Linked DNA regions of Homo sapiens: region 2 is linked to region 1. A link is a loop called in an ENCODE intact Hi-C map of the cell type or tissue named here. Cell type or tissue: heart left ventricle. All regions are shown on one strand. Links, peaks and the distances in the headings refer to the core of each region. The heading gives the core; the rest is flanking DNA.

Evidence for each region. Hi-C counts contacts between places; a loop is a spot of excess contacts. Peaks named below come from ENCODE experiments on the same cell type or tissue, not always from the same donor. Only the 100,000 strongest peaks of a DNase experiment are listed, where the experiment ranks them.
Region 2: a loop joins it to region 1, with 3.0 times the contacts of the local background. A loop is called at or near these places in 20 of 110 quality-filtered maps.

What each region holds. Positions count from the first base shown.
Region 1 is chr16:19,498,678-19,508,071 of GRCh38, forward strand. GDE1 (glycerophosphodiester phosphodiesterase 1) reads right to left here. Exons shown (of 6, transcript NM_016641.4): 4 at 9,010-9,102; 5 at 6,204-6,415; 6 at 3,016-4,940. The coding sequence ends at 4,793. TMC5 (transmembrane channel like 5) reads left to right here. Exons shown (of 22, transcript NM_001261841.2): 22 at 1-436. It also overlaps the pseudogene RNU4-46P. Among named protein-coding and RNA genes, the nearest start is that of TMC5-AS1, 15 kb to the left of the region's middle. In heart left ventricle, for the core only: a CTCF peak has its summit at 4,171 (motif pointing left); a DNase peak (open chromatin) is centred at 4,154.
Region 2 is chr16:19,175,763-19,185,156 of GRCh38, forward strand. SYT17 (synaptotagmin 17) reads left to right here. Exons shown (of 8, transcript NM_016524.4): 4 at 4,629-4,777; 5 at 7,766-8,385. LOC124903658 (a long non-coding RNA gene) reads right to left here and starts at 8,298. Exons shown (of 2, transcript XR_007065012.1): 1 at 7,701-8,298; 2 at 4,986-5,684. RefSeq lists an enhancer at 8,884-9,394. In heart left ventricle, for the core only: a CTCF peak has its summit at 4,340 (motif pointing left); DNase peaks (open chromatin) are centred at 4,329 and 4,637; H3K27me3 peaks cover 812 bases.

The sequences.
Region 1 (9,394 bases), core at 701-8,700:
TTCCCAATACCCCACCGTGATGACTTGAAATATAATCAGCGCTGGCAATTTTTGACAGTCTCTACGGAGACTGAATAAGAAAAAAGAAAAGAAAAGAAATTAGCTGGGTGCGATGGCTTATGCCTGTAATCCCGGCACTTTGGGAGGCTGAGGCAAGCGGATCACTTAATGTCAGGAGTTCAAGACCAGCCTGGCCAACATGGTGAAACCCCGTCTCTACTAAAAATAAAAAAACTAGCTGGGCGTGGTGGTACATGCCTATAATCCCAGCTACTCGGGAGGCTGAGGCAGGAGAATTGCTTGAACCTGGGAGGCAGAGGTTGCAGTGAGGCGAGATTGTACCACTGCATTCCAGCCTGGGCAACAGTGAGACTCTGCCTCAAAAAAATAAATAAATAAATAAATAAAGTAAATTAAAAGTCTTATTCAAACCAAATATGAAACTGGTGGTGATGTGTGGAATGTGTGTGTGTGTGCACATATGTAATGAATACGTGTGTGTATAATGTTTTTGCAGGTTTGCCAAATGATTCACAAGCCACGTGGCTGTTCTTAACACTGAAAGGTCCAGCAGAAAGGTGCAGTTACTCAGGAGAGAGGAGCCTCCTCTTAAGTAATCACTCGCATAAAACCTAATTGGAACTGAATTTAGAAAGCAGTTAAGATACATTCGAAACACAAGCACCCAACCAGTGCTGTCATTTATTCCCTTTTTTTTTTATTTTTAAGAGATAAGGCTGGGCTGTGTTGCCAGCTTTGACTCAAACTCCTAGGTCAAGCAGTCCTCCCACTTCAGCCTGCCAAGTAGCTGGGACTACAGGCACACGCCACTGCACTTGACCACGCACTTTTTCATTCACTTATTTTTTTCATTAATTCACTTCATCGGAGGAATTAATTTCTTTTGGTGTCATCTTTGGTAACAGTTGTATGTAGTGTTCATCCATCCATTCATTCAACAAATATGGACCAAATAGTGGTGAGCAAGATGGTGAACAATTCATGGTGCTGCCTGTCTAGCAGGTTTAGACATGAATTTAATTCTTAAGCAATAATTAATTACAGTTGTAGTAGATGCTCTGAAGAAGCACAGGGACTAAGGGAGACTTGTCTGTGGGGTCAGTGCAGGCAACCCATGGAAGTGATGTTGGAAGTGATTTTATTCCCCTTGGGGTCATCTTAGTGCTGTTTGTGCTTTTTTCTTTGCTTTTTTTTGAGATGGAGTTGGAGCCTCCCTCTGTCTCCCAGGCTGGAGTGCAGTGGTACAATCTCAGCTCACTGCAACCTCCCCCTCCTGGGTTCAAGTGATTCTCCTGCCTCAGCCTCCCGAGTAGCTGCGATTACGGGAGCGTGCCACCAGGTCCGGCTAATTTTTGTATTTTTAGTAGAGACGGGGTTTCACCATGTTGGCTGGGCTGGTGTTGAACTCCTGACCTCAGATGATCCGCTCGCTTCAGCCTCCCAAAGTGTTGGGATTACAGGCGTGAGCCACCATGCCCGGCTGCTGCTTGGGCTTCTACAATGAAATCTGAACTCTCTCTGAAAGCATCACTTCTGCTCATTCACCAGATGCTAAGTGCTTCCATCTAGAATGCTTCTCCCTTCACCTCCATCCCTTGTCTCCACTTCAGTGCAGCCCTGCTTCTCCTGGAGGTGTACATGCAGTGGATAGTGGCTCATGCCTGTAATCCCCGCACTTTGGGAGGCTGAGGTGGGCGGATCACCTGAGGTCAGGAGTTCGAGACCAGCCCAGCCAACATGGTAAGACCTTATCTCTACTAAAAATACAAAAATTAGCCGGGCGTGGTGGCAAGCGCCTGTAATCCCAGCTACTCAGGAGGCTGAGGCAGGAGAATTGCTTGGACCCAGGAGGCAGAGGTTGCAGTGAGCTGAAATCGCACCACTGCGCTTCAGCCTGGGTGACAGAGTGAGACTGTCTCAAAAAATAAAGAAACTACTGTACATGGAAAGCATTTTAAACAGTCTAGGACATGGTAGGCAGTCAATAAATGTTAATTAGCAAGGATTTTACATGCACTCTTTCATTTAATCACTACCACCGCAAGAATACTACCCCTATTTTACAGATAAATTCAGTAACTTACCCAAGGTCATATAGCTGGTAAGTTGCTGAATAGGAAGGCAGACTTGGCTTTCTCTGATTCCAAATCCTGTTATTAACCCTATACTAAGCCTTCCAAGGAAGTGCTTAATAGTAGTTATTAATACCTTATTTCATCATTCAAATTCTCCACCTTTTGAGGCCCTGACCATCTTAGCATAGGACCTAAATCCTTAATTTGGCCTGGCTGAATCAAAGGTAAAATGGATTTGGGATAAAGATCAAGAGACAGAGATCTCATGGCTCTCCAGAGATCTTCCCACAACACAAAGGGATATTATTATTATTATGAAATTTTTAAAGATTGGAGTCAAACTCTGTCCCCTAGGCTGTAGTGCAGTGGCACGATCCTAGCTCACTGCAGCCTCAACCTGCTAGGCTCCAGTGATCCTCCCATCTCAGCCCCTATTTGTAAATTTTTTGTAGAGATGGGGTCTCACTATGTTGCCCAGGCTAGTGTTGAACAGCCTGTTGAACAGCTAGTGTTGAACAGAGGTATCTTTTTTTTTTTTTTTTTTTTTTTTTTGAGACAGAGTCTTGCTCTCTGGCCTAGGCTGGAGTGCAGTGGTACAATCTTGGCTCACTGCAACCTCTGACTCCTGGGTTCAAGCAATTCTCCTTGCTTCAGCCTCCTGAATAGCTGGGATTACAGGCATGTGCCACCATGCCCAACTAATGTTTGTATTTTTAGTAGAGATGGGGTTTCCCCATCATGGCCAGGCTGGTCTCAAACTCCTGGCCTCAAGTGATCCACCCACCTCAGCTCCCAAAGTGCTGGGATTACAGGTATGAGCCATCACGCCTGGCCTGATGTATCTTCTTTGGTCACTTTTTCCTCCTCCTTTCACTCTAGTCATAACATGGCACGGAAGTACATGCAGTTTAGACATTTGTTGCACTCAATGAACAAATCTTTGTTGTTTATTTTAAAATTCAAGACAATTTTTTTGCAAATGCTGATTCAAAACGTACCAATCCCCATCTATCATGCCTATGCCAATACAATCTGTCACAAAAAAGTTTGCTTCTCATTGTCACATAGCTATGGGGACTGGTGGCCTTCTAAAATCACTGTCCAGCTGCTGCAAGTGTGAGGCCAGCAACCCACGGCAGGGATGCAGGAGGGAAGCCATGGCTAAGCTGTGGGCCTGGACAAAGGCCACAGATGGGGTTGAAAGGTGAGAAGCGGTAAGCTAGAGGAGACAGACGGCGTTGCCATTAAAAACAATTCAACTTCATTTTAATGTTGCTATGTAAGTTCACAATAAAATCCCTGGAAGTTCAAATTGGAAAGAGCAGTTTGGGGTCATGGGCTCAACAATATAAAGGCAGATTCAGTGAGGGGTAAGGGTAGTGGCTCTGGGGGCAGACTGACCTAGATTTGAATGCCAGTTGTACCAGACTCAAGACACCTTGGGTAAGTGGTTTTATGAAGTACCTCAGTTCTTCATCAGTAGAAAGAGTGCTAACACCTCCATAAGACTTTTGTATGGATTGAGTAAGATAATGCATGTTAAACCACTTGTATAGTTTCTGGCTAACTGTAAACAAGATGTTCTAGAAGTTCTAGTTATCTTTTTTTTTTTTTTTTTTTTTTTTTTTTTAAGAGTCAGGTTCTCACTGTGCCACCAAGGTTGTAGTGCCGTGGTGTAATCATGGCTCATTGCAGCCTTGAACTTCTGGGCTCAAGTGATCCTCCCACCTCAACCTCCTGAGTAGCTGGGAATACAGGCATGCACCACCATGCCTAATTTTTTAGAGATGGGGTCTTGCTATATTGCCCAGTCTGGCCTCAAGTAATCCTCCTGCCTCAGCTTTCTGAATTGCTGGGATTATCGGCATGAGCCACTGTGCCCAGCTAAGCTGTGACTTTTGAGGCAACCCCTTCCCTTCCACAGAGTTTAGTTTCCTCATTTGTAAAATGAGGACAAACCTAGATATTTTTGGAAGTTTCTTCCAGTTCTAATTGCCTATGATCAGATCACATCTGTTGCAGAGCTTCCTAAAAAGCCTGGAAAAATGCAACTCTGCCCCCTGGTGGTTTGCAGCTCTCTATTCAAGATGCTATAAATCCCTCATTGGCTTCAAGACCTCCCTACCATTTTGGTTGCTGTACACTGAAGCCTCACTGGATTGCATGGTGGCTTCCCCAAATTCCGTATGCCTTAGGATATGATGCTTGGCACACAGTTTTCCTTTAGTGCTCCTTTTAATAATTTTATTAGTATGGCCACAAGTTTGATGTCTACAGTACATGTTAACATAGCTGAGTACAAATATTTGAAATAAGTGTGGCAAGTTTTAAAATGTCAACTCTGAGTTATCATGCATGTCCCATGCATTTACATCTGCATCTGCAAACTGTACAATTCAATCTGTGCTTATCCTCACTGGGTCTCCCTGTGTGCCTCAGCTAGGGCAGGGCAGGGGCTCTTGTGCGTTTTTTCAGACCCAGATTTTCAAGAGCAACAGTGTTGAACTCTGGCATGCCATGGTGCATGGTGGCAACACCGGGTTTAGCTTTGGTTCAGGTAAAAATGCAGTGACCAACTATTGCATTTGTGTGAGTCACCTGATTCCCCAGGGCCTGGGCTAGCACAAAGGGTATTTTGATATCCCTGTATGAGGCCCCTGGCAGTTTCTGAACCCGTTTCGTCCCACCGTGAAAGTCTAGAAGTGAGGTTCGCAGTCTTCTACCATGCTGTCAGTGATATAGCTGGAACCAAGATGGGATTCGTAGTAACTCTTTTCATCAAAGGTATTAACAGTCCAACCAACAACCTGGATTCCTTTAGCTGACCACTTCTTCAAGTAGGCCCTGGGGAAAGAGGAAAGCCAATCCTGTTAGAATAATAAGCAGCTGTCTCAGGAATCCATAATGGCCACTAAGTATGGTGTTCACTGCATACCAATGGTGCCCAGAGAATGCCTCCTAACTGGCCTCTGCACTGTGATCAGAGGGACTGTTCCAAAACCCAGGATGCCATGAACCTCCTCTACACTGTCCCAGCTTAAAACATTTCAGTAGCTCACTAATGATCGCCACCCCCAAATGTCCTTGGCACAGCCACTGAAGGTGTGCCTGACCTGGCCCCGACCTGTCTCCTTGGCTTCATCTCACACCACATTCCCCCTTTCTTTTCTGTGCTGATTAATTTTAAATTAATTGAAAGAATATTAATTTTCTTTCACTTCCTGGAAAGAACCATGTTCCTTCCTGCCAGAGCACATTACATGTATTTTTCTCTCTGATCTGGATTCCTCCCAATTCCCACTCACCCTTCAGATCTTAGCTTAACTGTCACTTCCTTGGGGATGCTGTTTCTGACAACCCAGACCAGATTAGATTATAGCCCATGCACAGTTTTCTCTGACATAGCCTGTATCTTAGTTTTAACTTTATATTGATTGGATTTTTATTTGATTAGCATCTCTCACTCTCCCACTTGGCTATAAACGTCACGAGGGCAGAGATCATGGCTTTGATTCTTTACCCACTGCATCTTCAGCTTCTCAACATGGAACCTTGCAATAGTATAGGCACTTACCAAATATTTATTGAACTGAATCATGTATGTCTGAAATAATACTAGACCTACAACTCTAATTAGCTGAAATATACAGATACAGAATTGCCAAAGAAATGATTCCGAGATCGCTAGCAGGTTAGGAAATGGAAATTTTATGGGGAGAGGTGGGGGAGTGCCTATAACATAAGACGGTAGTGGGGAGGCTGGTGCCCACAGGATGTCTTCACTGTGGTTCTGCCCAGGATCCTGTGTTGGCTTTCAAAAAAACCAGTCACAGAAATAAAATCCCTTGCTCAGCATAGTGTCACAGGTTCATTTTTTTTCTTCAAAATACACTAAAAAACCGAAAATATGTGATCGACTCGGTCTGAAAACAGTGAAATATGCCTGAACTCTTCCCACCTAAGAAGCGAAATTGGTAATCCAATTTAGAGGTATGGTAAGCTTTGCAGGTCAGAACCAATTCAGGTTGTCTACTCTGTTAATCCTTCCTTTCAAATAAGAGCATTCAGGATGTCTGTCTGGGTAAAATAAAAAACCTTCCAACTTACGGGGATACAAAATCCTTTTGCATGAGGAAAGCTGAAATTCCACACAGGTACCACAAGATATTATGCATGCTCCAATCGAGCAAAATGTCCATCATAACAAATATAAAATGTTTCCAGAAAGTATCATAGCGTGGTTTCCCATCTCCTGTATGGCTTAGGCTCCAAGGTCTGTGAGTTAATGCTGTTATTACATCCCGATCTGTTTGTCTCATCTGCAAAGGAATTTGGGGAAGTAAAATAATGATCATATGTAAAGTTGAATACTTATTAGTTTAGATTTAGCCAATGTGCTCAATCAGATGAGGTGGTCATGGTTGGTACCCTGCCCCGGTATCTACTAAATAAGTTCTCAATCATAAACCCTTTGAGAAAATAATGTGAAGAATGTAAAGCACTAATATGCAGCACATATGAGAACTTTTTTTTCCCAGTCCTTAAAAACTGCAATCCTATCTTTAAAATGGAAAAATTAAAACTTCAGGATCAAATTTTAATAATGTCATGAGAATAAACTTTTAATTGGCTATTGACTTAAATCCTGGCCAGAGATAATTAATTAGAACTCAATGAGGAGGGAACCAAGGTCAGTTCAAGATGGGCTGTTTAGTTTTGACCCTTTCCAGAGCAAATGGCTGAAGAGTTGTAGGGGTGAGGAGGGGGATGGGGAAGTGAGGTGGGAAGGGAGAGAAGGGATTGTGACGAGAGAATGGGAGAGGACAACAGAGAAATGGAGAGATGTGGATGGAGTTCCTTTAGTCTCTGCTCTTGTGCTCCTCTGGGGGAATGTCTTATACGTTTTAAAGGACTCTGTGGTCAAGGAAGTTTGGGAAACACTGTTCCAAATGTCTGCAAGCCCCATGACCCTATTCAACTCCATGACAGCTTCTATTGATAGGCTCTATCCTCACTGTAAAAATTTTCAATGTATGCTCTGTTGGTCACTGGTAAAGAATGCTACGGAACCAGCTTGTTATTCTGGAAACTGGTAAATAAAAGGAAAGATAAAGCATTTATTCTGCCTATTTGGTAACTAAATAGTAGAGGAGGAAAAGTTTCTTTTTAAAGATCTATTTCAGCTAATGCAAGAAGTAATAGAATTAAAATATCAGCATTTTGTAGCTCCCTAGAAAATGGACAGATCTGGCCAATGAGCATCAATAGCAGCCAAAAACAACAGGAGTCAACCAGATGTCAAGTGCCTCCTGACGGAAAAACACCCTCATCTCTAGAGTTATCTTGCCAAGAATAACCAACCCTAACCTCATCAAGGCAAGCTTCCAGCTCTCGCTACCAGTTTATAGAAAATAAAGAGAAAAAAATATTAAGCCATATCATGGCATAATCAGCAAAATTTGGACTTGGGTAAACTCTACAAAACAATAATCCGGTTTCTTCAGTAAATACAAAACAAGGACCCCCCCCAAAACAAACAAACAAAAAAAACAGAGAGAGAGAGAGACAGAACCTGCAAGTTTTAAGATTTACAGTTGCCGGCAGGGCATAGTGGCTCACACCTGTAATCATTTTGGGAGGCCGAGGCAGGCAGATCACCTGAGGTCAGGAGCTCGAGACCAGCCTGGCCAACATGGCAAAACCCCGTCTCTACTAAAATACAAAAAAAATTAGCCAGGCATGGTGGTGTGTGCTTGTAATCCCAGCTACTCAGGAGGCTGAGGCAAGAGAATTGCTTGAACCCGGGAGGCAGAGGTTGCGATGAGCCGAGATCATACCACTGGGCGACAGAGCAAGACTCCGTCTCAAAAACAAACAAAAAAAGATTTACGATTGTAACACGCCGATCTTACTTGGGTCCTATTCGAATGAGCAATTTATGAAAAACAACCATTTATGACATTTCCGAGACAAGTCAAAATTTATACACTGGATATTTGATGATATGAATAATTTATTGTTAATAATTTTTAGATGGGACAATGGCATTGTGGCTATGTTTTTAAAAAGGCATCACTAGGCTGGTTACTGTGGCTCATGCCTGTAATCCCAGCACTTTGAGAGGCTGAGGTGGAAGGATTGCTTGAGCTTAGGAGTTGGAGAACTGCCTGGGTAATACAGGGAGACCCTGTCTCTACAAAAAATAAAAATAAAAAATTAGCTGGGCGTGGTGACGTGCGCCTGTGGTCCCAGCTACTTGGAAGGCTGAGGCAGGAGGATCATTTGAGCCTGGAAGGTCAAGAGTGCAGTGAGCTGTGATCACACCACTGCACTCCAGCCTGGGAAACTGAGGGAGAACCCGTCTTTTAAAATAAATAAATAAATAAATAAATAAATAAATAAATAAATAAAATGGCATCACTTTTTAAAGATTCTTAATGCAATTTTATGGATGGAATAAGATTTGCTTCAAAATAACACTGGGGAGGATCAATGGGGTTATGGGTGAAATGAGCTGGATCACAGTTAAAGGGGGGGTACACTACTACTTTATTTTATGCATGTTTTAGATTCTCCATAATTAAGAATTTATTTTATGAAGGTATGTTCTGCTGTTAGTTGGTGAGAAGTAGGGGCTACATAATTCTTTTCTGTTGTGAGAATTTTACTACAGTAATCTGAGTGAGCCTATAAACAACATAAAAGAAGGGGCAAAAGAGGAATAATGGCATTCTGTAAGGGGTATGAGTACATTCCCCTTCTGGAATTTCTCTGGTTAATTTAAAAGAGGAGCTTCTCAACTGTGACCCTGATGCAGTTCAATTTAATAGGCATCTATCCTGTGCTTACGCAGCCCATTGCAATTATCTACACCAGCTCACCTAATATGTACAAGAAAAATCCCGAATGTTACCTTGTAGATAACTTCTGGCAAGAAAGAACAGACCACACTATTATTATACAGTTGAGGAAATTCCATATACATTTTCTTTAGAGCCTCAGTAGCCTGTAAAATAAAGAGATTCATATATTTAAAATTGATTAAAATGTGATAGATAGCCCCAGCCAATAACTATCACATATTAAGTACAACCCTATGGAATAAAACAGAAGTTTACTAGAAATGGAGGTACTGAAAGTATTGGTAGAGTCTATTATCCACTGGGATGCATTTTAAACTCACACCAGCAGCAAACAAGGAAGAAGGTGGAGTACTGCTGCTTTACTCCCTCTGAGGGCCTCACCCCTTTTGGAATACTTTTGAAAAGTGTGGTAAGCCGTAGGTCAGATGAGGCCAG
Region 2 (9,394 bases), core at 512-8,511, 320 kb before region 1:
TTTTGCCTGCCTTGTTCACTCAGAAAAAGTTGTTGACTGACAGACTATCCTGCAGGCAGAACTTGCATCCTGAAAGTGCCAATCATCAGTTGAAAAGTTAATCTCAGTTCCTTTTGTAGTTATTTCTTAAGTACAGTGTGCCAGGCGCTGTGGTATACACAGGGCTAGATAGGGTCCTGTGACCATGCTCAGGGAATTTTCAGTCTCACGTAGGAGGTAAGGCAGGTATGTAAGTCAGGTTGCCCCCTAGAGTTGTGCATTTACACCCTGCATTCCATATATGACAGTCCTGCATAAGACCTTGTTATGAAAGAATCAGGAATGATGGCTTCAGGCATAGCTGGATCCAGGAGCAGAAATCATGTCATCAGAGCCTTTCTCTCTCTCTCTTTCTTTCTCTGTTTCTTCTGTATTGGCCTCATTGTTAAGCTTGTTTTCTCCATGTGGCAGCACTAGACTTGCATTCTGTTGCGGTTGCATAAAAAACGAACAAACAAACAAAACAAAACCAGGAAAGACTCTTATTAGCCTGGCTCGGGTTATGTACCAATCACTTTCACTTGGAGGAAATGGTGCTAGAATCATGCCAGTTACCTGCCCACCCAGGAAACCAGGGAGATGGTCATTTCCACCAGAAACACAGGAACTGAACTATTAGACCAGGGGTTGGCAAACTTTTAAAGGACCAAATAATAAATATATTAGCCTCATGGGCCATATGGTCTCTGTTGCAGCTACTTATTTCTACCATTGTTATGCAGAAGCAGCTGTAGACAGTAAATGAACGGGCACGTCTGTGTTTCATTAACACTTCATTTACAAAATCAGGCAGTGAATTTGGCTTTGTAGTTTGCAGACCCCTGTAATAGACAATTGGGGTATTGTGACTAGAGGGGAGGAAATTGACTAGAGAGGTGGGCAGACATCACCCCTTGTAGAGATAGGCGTCTCATTGTGTTGCCCAGGCTGGTCTTAAACTCCTGACCTCAAGCAGTCCTCCCACCTCAGCCTCCCAAAGCACTGGGATTACAGGTGAGAGCCGCGGCAACCGGCTGTGAATTATCGCTTGATTAATGAGTTGCTTTCACCAAAAATCTCAACTCCACACACACCTGTAGGATTCAGGCCACAACTACATCTAGGAAGAGCTGGGGGAGCCTGCAAGCTTAGGCTGAGTTGGGTCTTGAATGCCAGAGTAAGGAATCTGGATTTTCTTCGATACCAGCGGAGACCCCTCACAGGTGTTGAGTATCACAGCCAGGTACCTGTTTGCCCCCTAGATATCCAAATGTTGAGTGTTACAGATGCACAGCCTAGGTTCTCATGTTGAGCTGGAGGACAGTTGCGTTTTGCCTTGACTGCTGCTAACCCTTTGTGTAAGCAGGGGCAAGGGGGCTGGGACCCTCTGGGAAGATACTTCTTTTGGTTTTGCCACTAGTAGAGAAGTGGACTGGAACTTTCCCAGCAGGGCCAATACACCACAAAATTCCAGGTGGCGCCATTCACATGGTGGCCATTATGAATGGCACCACCTAGGGTTGTGCAGTCTACAGACTGAACAGCTGTGCGTGACCTTTGTGCTTCCCAGGATGAATGAGGTCTCTTCTGAACACTGGGCAGTGCTTAATACAGTTTTGACACTCAGCATAATGCAAAACGGTAAGAGAAATCTGTAAAGGGAAGATGGCTAAATCATTCAGAAAGTAAATTTACAGCTTTGTGTTTTCCCCAGATTTATTTACCAAGTGGGCAGCTGCATGTTATCAAACAGACAGGAAGTAGAAATGTCAAGTGTATGGGCTTTGCAGTGCTGTTCCTACTGCGACATTTGAGCCAAGAACCATGGGACTTGCCTCTGTGGACTGGCATGTGGCAGATGAGCTGGCCCTTTGTGTGTGCTCTGCGTGTGATCTTGGGGATACATTAATTGTCACATATGCTCATGTCCTGTGGGCCCCCAACTTTTCTTGGCTGGGCTGGGCTGGTGAAGATTAGGAAAACTGCACAATCTGACTGGTGCTTTTTGAAGCAATGCCAGAAAGACCCTCATTGAAGAGTGAATTAAAGTCAAGTTGGTTGATTGTTTGTCGAACAAGCACATATTGAATGCCTACAATGTGCAGAGCTCTTACAGCCCTCTCAGAGATGCCCCACTTGGCGATTGGGAGTGTGTGCCATTTAGAGTTTAGCATTACTGGCTTAGCTGGGGTTCTGCCTTTTAACAGTGGTGCAAATTAGTTATTCATCCTTCTCCCAACCTGTATTAGTTTGTTTTCTGTTGTGATAAAGGGATACCCAAGACTGGGTAAGGTTCAAGTGATTCTCCTTTTTTTTTTTTTGAGACGGAGTCTAGCTCTGTCGCCCAGGCTGGAGTGCAGTGGTGCAATCTCGCTCACTGCAAGCTCTGCCTCCCGGGTTCATGCCATTCTCTTGCCTCAGCCTCCCGAGTAGCTGGGACTACAGGCGTCCGCCACCACGCCCGGCTAATTTTTTGTATTTTTTTTAGTAGAGATGGGGTTTCACCGTGTTAGCTAGGATGGTCTCGATGTCCTGACCTCGTGATCCACCCGCCTCAGCCTCCCAAAATGCTGGGATTACAGACGTGAGCCACCGTGCCCGCCCAGTTTCAAGTGATTCTCATGCCTCAGCCTCCCAAGTAGCTGGGACTGCAAGTGCATGCCACCACGTCAGGTTAATTTTTGTACTTTTAATAGAGATGGGGTTTCGCCATGTCGGCCGGGTTGGTCTCGAACCCCTGACCTCAAGTGATCCACCCACCTCAGCCTCCCAAAGTCCTGGGATTACAGGCATGAGCCACCATGCCTAGCTCCTGATAACACTTTTGAAGAACATCAGATCAGTCTCATCTCATGCACAGGATGCGTCTGAAGACCTCACAGCATTCAAAACTTGCATTTTTCAAGACGAGTTTTCCCATAGGCTTTAATGTCAAGTTGGGGGGTATGCAGCCTCGGAAGGCATAAATCTACAGCCATTATGGCTTAGGGGCATGTTATTAGCAGCATCAGTCTCAAAACGACGTCACCAGCTGTTTTTCTACCTCCTTTCCCATCCCTCCAGCATCCTTACCTAGCTTTATGAGTATTGGGGGGGATCTTAAAGCCACCCCAGTTGTAATAATATCAACTAAGCTGGGCATGGAGGCATGCATCTATAGTCCCAGCTACTCAAGAGGCTGAGGGCGGGAGGATCACTTTGAGCCCAGGAGTTCGAGTCCAGCCTGGGCAACATAGTGAGACCCTGTTTCTTAAAAAAAAAAACAATGAATTGATCGATCAATCAATAAAAAATGTTTCAAGATGTATTGAGCAGCTGTTTACTACGCAACCAAGCACTGTTCTAAGCATTTTATTTATTTTTGAGACAGGGTCTCTTGCTGTGTCACCCAGGCTGGAGTACAGTGGCACAATCATAGCCCACTGCAGCCTCAAACTCCTGGGCTCAAGCAGTCCTCCCGCCTTAGCCTCCCAAGTAACTATGACTACAAACACAGACCACCATGCCCAGCTAATTTAAAAAATTTTTTTGTAGAAACAGAGTTCTGCCATGTTGCCCAGGCTGATCTCAAACTTTCGAGCTCAAGTGATCCTCCTGCCTTAGCTTCCCAAAGTTTACATTCTTCACAAAGTTTACAGCTGTGGGCCACCATGCCCAGCCAACTTTCAGTAGAGATGGGTCCTGCTGTGTTGCCCAGGCTGGTCTCAAACTCCTGGCCTCAAGGGATCCTCCTGCCTTGGCCTCCCAAAATGCTGGGATTATATGTGTGAGCCACCATGCTCGGCCTCTACGCATTTTATATGTGTTAACTCATTCAGTGTTTACAACCACCGTATAATGTGGGTACTGTCAATATTTCCACTTTACAGATGGGGAAATGGAGGTACGGGAGGGGAAAGGGACTTGCCCCAGCACCCAGCCAGGGTTCAGCCCCAGCGGTTCTCTCAATGACTACCCTGTATCGTCTTCCTTCTCCATCCACCCCTACATCCTCCTTCCCAATTTCTCAGCAGTTCTTTATTGGGAGCACATTGAGTCACGGCTGCTGCTAATTTATAGCTATTTCTTTACATCAAACTTCTGTTCAGAAATTGTTGATTTTCAGGGCCATTTCTGCCGCGCAAAGAACCCTTGAGTGACATTGTTATAGGATATTTTTAAAAGATCTTAAATTATAGACACAGTGACTGTTGAAATACCAGGACACTTGTAACCAAAAGCAGAAGTTCGGATGCCTATAAAACAACCAGACGGTTCACTCCAGGCTGGAGATTGACAGGTCTCGGGCTTCACTGAGCCAAAGTGGCGCCCCCACGTGGCGACAGCTTAACTTTACACAGCTCTCCACCCAACCCCAGCTTTGAAATTATGCAAGTTCTTGACAGATTGTTCTAAATTGGGGAATATTTCTTCATATCATTTCACATTTTGTGCAAAAAGCAAGACGTTGTTGAGAGTTTAAGGACACCACACTGTCAAATTTGCATTATTCCATGTTGCATAAAATGAGTCTGAGAGCGGTTTCATCGTGGGTCTTAACCCCCAAGGGACAGAGATGCCAGTCCCCGGGGATTCCTGGACAGCTACTGAGACCTCTTCCCTTCCTATAGGATGGCCAGCCGGAGCAGTGACAAGGATGGTGACTCTGTCCACACGGCCAGCGAAGTCCCGCTGACCCCACGGACCAATTCCCCGGATGGAAGACGCTCGTCCTCAGACACATCCAAGTCTACATACAGCCTGACGCGGAGGATTTCGAGTAAGTATCTCTGCTTTACCTTTCTGGGGGCCCTGGCTGGCTTTCCCAGACACTCTCCCACGGAGAGTCATGAAGGGCAGTGTTATTGCTGGGGGAGGGCGGCAGAGTGGGATGACAGTCCAGGAGACAGGGCGAGAGAGAGATAATGACGGTGTGACAGAGGAGGGCATCACACCTGATTGCTGCTGAGTTTAATCAAAAGCAATCATTTTGATTGATTTTTGCTTTATTAATTTTAAGTTTGATTGAATTGGCTGAATTGATTAACATTGTCAGTGTATATCATTTCAGATTCTGAAAGATGAGTGTGGCTATATTATATAGCAGGGTTTGTCAATTCTGGTGACTTTGGGAGCTAGGCGGGTTGCATCAGTGGCCAAGTGCAGAGGTTGCATAGAGATAAACATTGCCTGAGTGCAGTGACAAATGGCAGCTGCCGCTCTGTCTGGAGAGTTACTAGGGCAGGGTGGGGACTTCGGTCAATTGAAAAGCAAATGCCCCATTGAAAGGGGGCCAGGGTGTCTGCTACTCAGCTCTGGCCAATGGTAGCTGTATGGGATTGGGGGCTCCGTATTGTCTGATCTTTGTAAAGAGATATTGGCAATCTGGGTTTTTTTATGTGAAACATTCTTACTTTCAAGCCTAAACAAAATGTATGTGTGGCCATCAAATTTGACCACCCAATTTGTCCACTCTGTTGTGTGGCGTATGTGTTTGACCAAACAGCATGATTTGGGTGAGGAGGAAAAAGGAGGACAAACACCCAGAGGCTCCCAACCTCCTTCTGCTCCACAAAAGTATCTCTGCTCTGTGTGAACCGATGTCTGAAATTCACCAGACAGAGGGAAAAGCTTCAAATGCATGAAACAAATCCATTCAGGTGGAGATCATTGGTGTCCAACCTTTCCTGGGGATAGAGGGAAAAGAAAAAAGTAGAAAAAAAAAGAGTTCAAGGGCATGAAATAGTGAAACAGAGGGAGCACTGGATTTCTTTAGGCCTCAGTCTTCCCATTTGTAAAATGAGAGGGCTGGTCTAGAGCTGCGCTGTCTGGTATAACAATCACTAGACACACGTAGCTGTTGAGCACGTAAATGGTGTGAGACTGAATCTTACTGATGTTCTGTAAGTGCAAAATACATACTGGACTTTCAGGACAGTGAGGAAAAAAAAAAAAAAAGTCTGGGCGCGGTGGCTCATGCCTGTAATCCCAGCACTTTGGGAGGCCGAGGCGGGAGGATCACCTGAGGTCAGGACTTCGAGACCAGCCTGGCTAACATGGTGAAACCCCATCTCTACTAAAAATACAAAATTAGACGGGCATGGTAGCGCATGCCTGTAATCCCAGCTACCTGGGAGGCTGAGGCAGGAGAATCGGTTGAACCCGGGAGGTGGAGGTTGCAGTGAGCCGAGATTGCACCACTACACTCCAGCTCAGGCAACAAAAATGAAACTCTGTCTCAAAAAAAAAAAAAAAAAGAGAGAGAGGATTTAAAGTATCTCACTAAAATATTTTTATATTGGTTCCATGTTGAAATGAGTATACATTGGATATAGTGGGTTAAATAAAATAAAATATTAAAATTAATTTTGCAGGCTGGGCGCGGTGGCTCACGCCTGTAATCCCAGCACTTTGGGAGGCCGAGGCAGGCAGATAGCTTGAGGCCAGGAGTTCAAGACCATCCTGGCCAACATGATGAAATTCCATCTCTATTAAAAATGCAAAAATGGGCCAGGTGTGGTGGTATACAACTGTAGTCCCAGCTACTTGAGAGGCTGAGCCATGAGATTCACTTGCACCTGGAAGGTGGAGGTTGCAGTGAGCCGAGATCCGCCACTGCACTCCAGCCTGGACGATAGAGCAAGACTCTGTCTCAAAATAAATAAATAAAATTAAATGAATTTTGCCCTTTTATTTGCATATTTTAAAAGTCGTGGCTGCCAGAACATTTTAAGTTACATGTGTGGCTTGCATTTCTGGCTTGCGTTATCTTTCTATGGACAGTGTGGGCCTAGGTAATTTCTAAGTCTCATGCCCAGCTCTGAACACAGGTTATCTCCATTTAGCATACATCTATCAGAGTACCTCCCATGCCTCTGGCAAATGTCTCATAAAGACAACTGTTTGGGCAATTAGCAAGAATGCCATGAGCTCATTGCTAGAAGAGAGGGATGTGCAAAGGTTGGAATAATGAACTTGGGATCAATGCATTCTGCTGGTTCATGGAAGGGAGAGAGGCGGCCCGTAAGCGGTGAGGTTTGAATATGAACCTTGAAGAAGTACAGTCGTTCCCATTTATTGGTCTGTGCCTACGGGCACATTCTGTGCCATGCTCTTTTCATGCCCTGGCTCAGTGAATCTTCACCACATTCTTTGAGGTAGGTGCCGTTATTGACTCTATTTTACTGATGGGAAAACAGAGTCCCAGAGAGTCAAAAGAATATGCCCGGAGTCACATGGCTCACTGGTAATGAGTACACGAGTAGTGAGTAAGTGGCTGAGATGGAATTCCACCCAGGCACTCTGGTCCCAGAGCTCACTCTCTTAAAGTGGAGACATCGTAGGATAATGGTTAGAGCCAGACTCTGGGGTCAGCTAGACCAGCCTGACCCCTGGCTCCTACACTTGCAAGTGTGTGACCTTCAGAAAGTTACTTAAAGCTTCTGTTTCCTCGTCTATAAAGTGGGGATAATAGTAATTATCTAATAATTCAAGGGGATGTGAAGATTGTGATTGCACATATGCGATGATGTAGTGTACACAGTCCATTAGAGCAGTGCCTGGCACTTAGCTGCTGTGATGATGGCAAGGTGTCAATAGTGCCACCAAACTATCTGTCACAGAATCAGTGAGTATTTCAGAGTGTGGAGAAAGATGGCAAAGGTCATTCTGAAGCAGAGTAAACAATGCAAGAATCTGCTTACCTGCAAAGTGGCCCAGGTCTGCCCCGTATGTGGCTGTCTTCATTGTTATTTCTGGTGGCTCTCAGGTCTTGAGTCAAGACGTCCCAGCTCTCCACTCATCGATATTAAACCCATCGAGTTTGGCGTTCTCAGCGCCAAGAAGGAGCCCATCCAACCTTCGGTGCTCAGACGGACCTATAACCCCGACGACTATTTCAGGAAGTTCGAACCCCACCTGTACTCCCTCGACTCCAACAGCGACGATGTGGACTCTCTGACAGACGAGGAGATCCTGTCCAAGTACCAGCTGGGCATGCTGCACTTCAGCACTCAGTACGACCTGCTGCACAACCACCTCACCGTGCGCGTGATCGAGGCCAGGGACCTGCCACCTCCCATCTCCCACGATGGCTCGCGCCAGGACATGGCGCACTCCAACCCCTACGTCAAGATCTGTCTCCTGCCAGACCAGAAGAACTCAAAGCAGACCGGGGTCAAACGCAAGACCCAGAAGCCCGTGTTTGAGGAGCGCTACACCTTCGAGATCCCCTTCCTGGAGGCCCAGAGGAGGACCCTGCTCCTGACCGTGGTGGATTTTGATAAGTTCTCCCGCCACTGTGTCATTGGGAAAGTTTCTGTGCCTTTGTGTGAAGTTGACCTGGTCAAGGGCGGGCACTGGTGGAAGGCGCTGATTCCCAGTTCTCAGGTAAGGGATGGGTTTGTGGTGTTTCCTCCTGGGAGCTTTTTTAAAAAGTGATTATTTTTATTTTATTTTACTGTTTAAAAGGCTTTTTTGGATTTTTAAAACTTTTTATTTTGAAATAATTTTTGACTCACAAGAGGTTGCAAAAATAGCAGAGAGTTCCTGTGTCCTCTTGATCCAGCATGATAGCATCTTACGCAACCAGGAAATAGATGTTGGTAACTAACCTAGAGCTTACTCAGATTTCAGTAGTTTTTTTTTTTTTTTGAGACGCTCTGTCACCCAGGCTGGAGCGCCGTGGCGTGATCTTGGCTCACTGCAAACTCCACCTCCCAGGTTCACGCCATTCTCCTGCCTCAGCCTCCTGAGTAGCTGGGACTATAGGCGCCCGCCACCACGCCCTGCTAATTTTTTTGTATTTTTTTTTTTTTTAGTAGAGATGAGGTTTTCCGTGTTATCCAGGATGGTCTCGATCTCCTGACCTCAAGATTTCACTACTTTTTACATGCATCACTCATGTGTGTGTCTTTCTGTGAAAATTTATCACATGTATAGATTCCTGTAACCACCACCACTCTGGAAGCCTTTTTTAAATCATCGATGCTGAGTTATTTAATAAGGAGAATGATTGCACAGGGTATAAAGCTATCAATCATTTTGACTTTCAGAAATTGATTTTTTTGGGGAAAAAGTGAAGGCTGGAAAACAGGATGATGCATGGATGTTTTTCAGGCCAACTGTTAGATTGGCTTCCTTCCCCCTGTCCAGCCCAGGGAAATGTGGTTGGCTGCTCGGGAAGCCACCCACGGACCAGGCTGTGTCTCCAGTCGGCTGTTGTGCATTCCTGCATATTAGAGGGTAACTGTCTACCCATTGTAGGTAGAAGGATGTGGGGAGCCCAAGGAAAGGAAAAGACCCAGCCACTCCTTCCTCCTTCCCTCCCTTCCCGCTTCTCTCTTCACTCCCTCCCTCCCTTCCTTCCCTGCTACCCTCTTCCCTCCCTTTCTCCCTC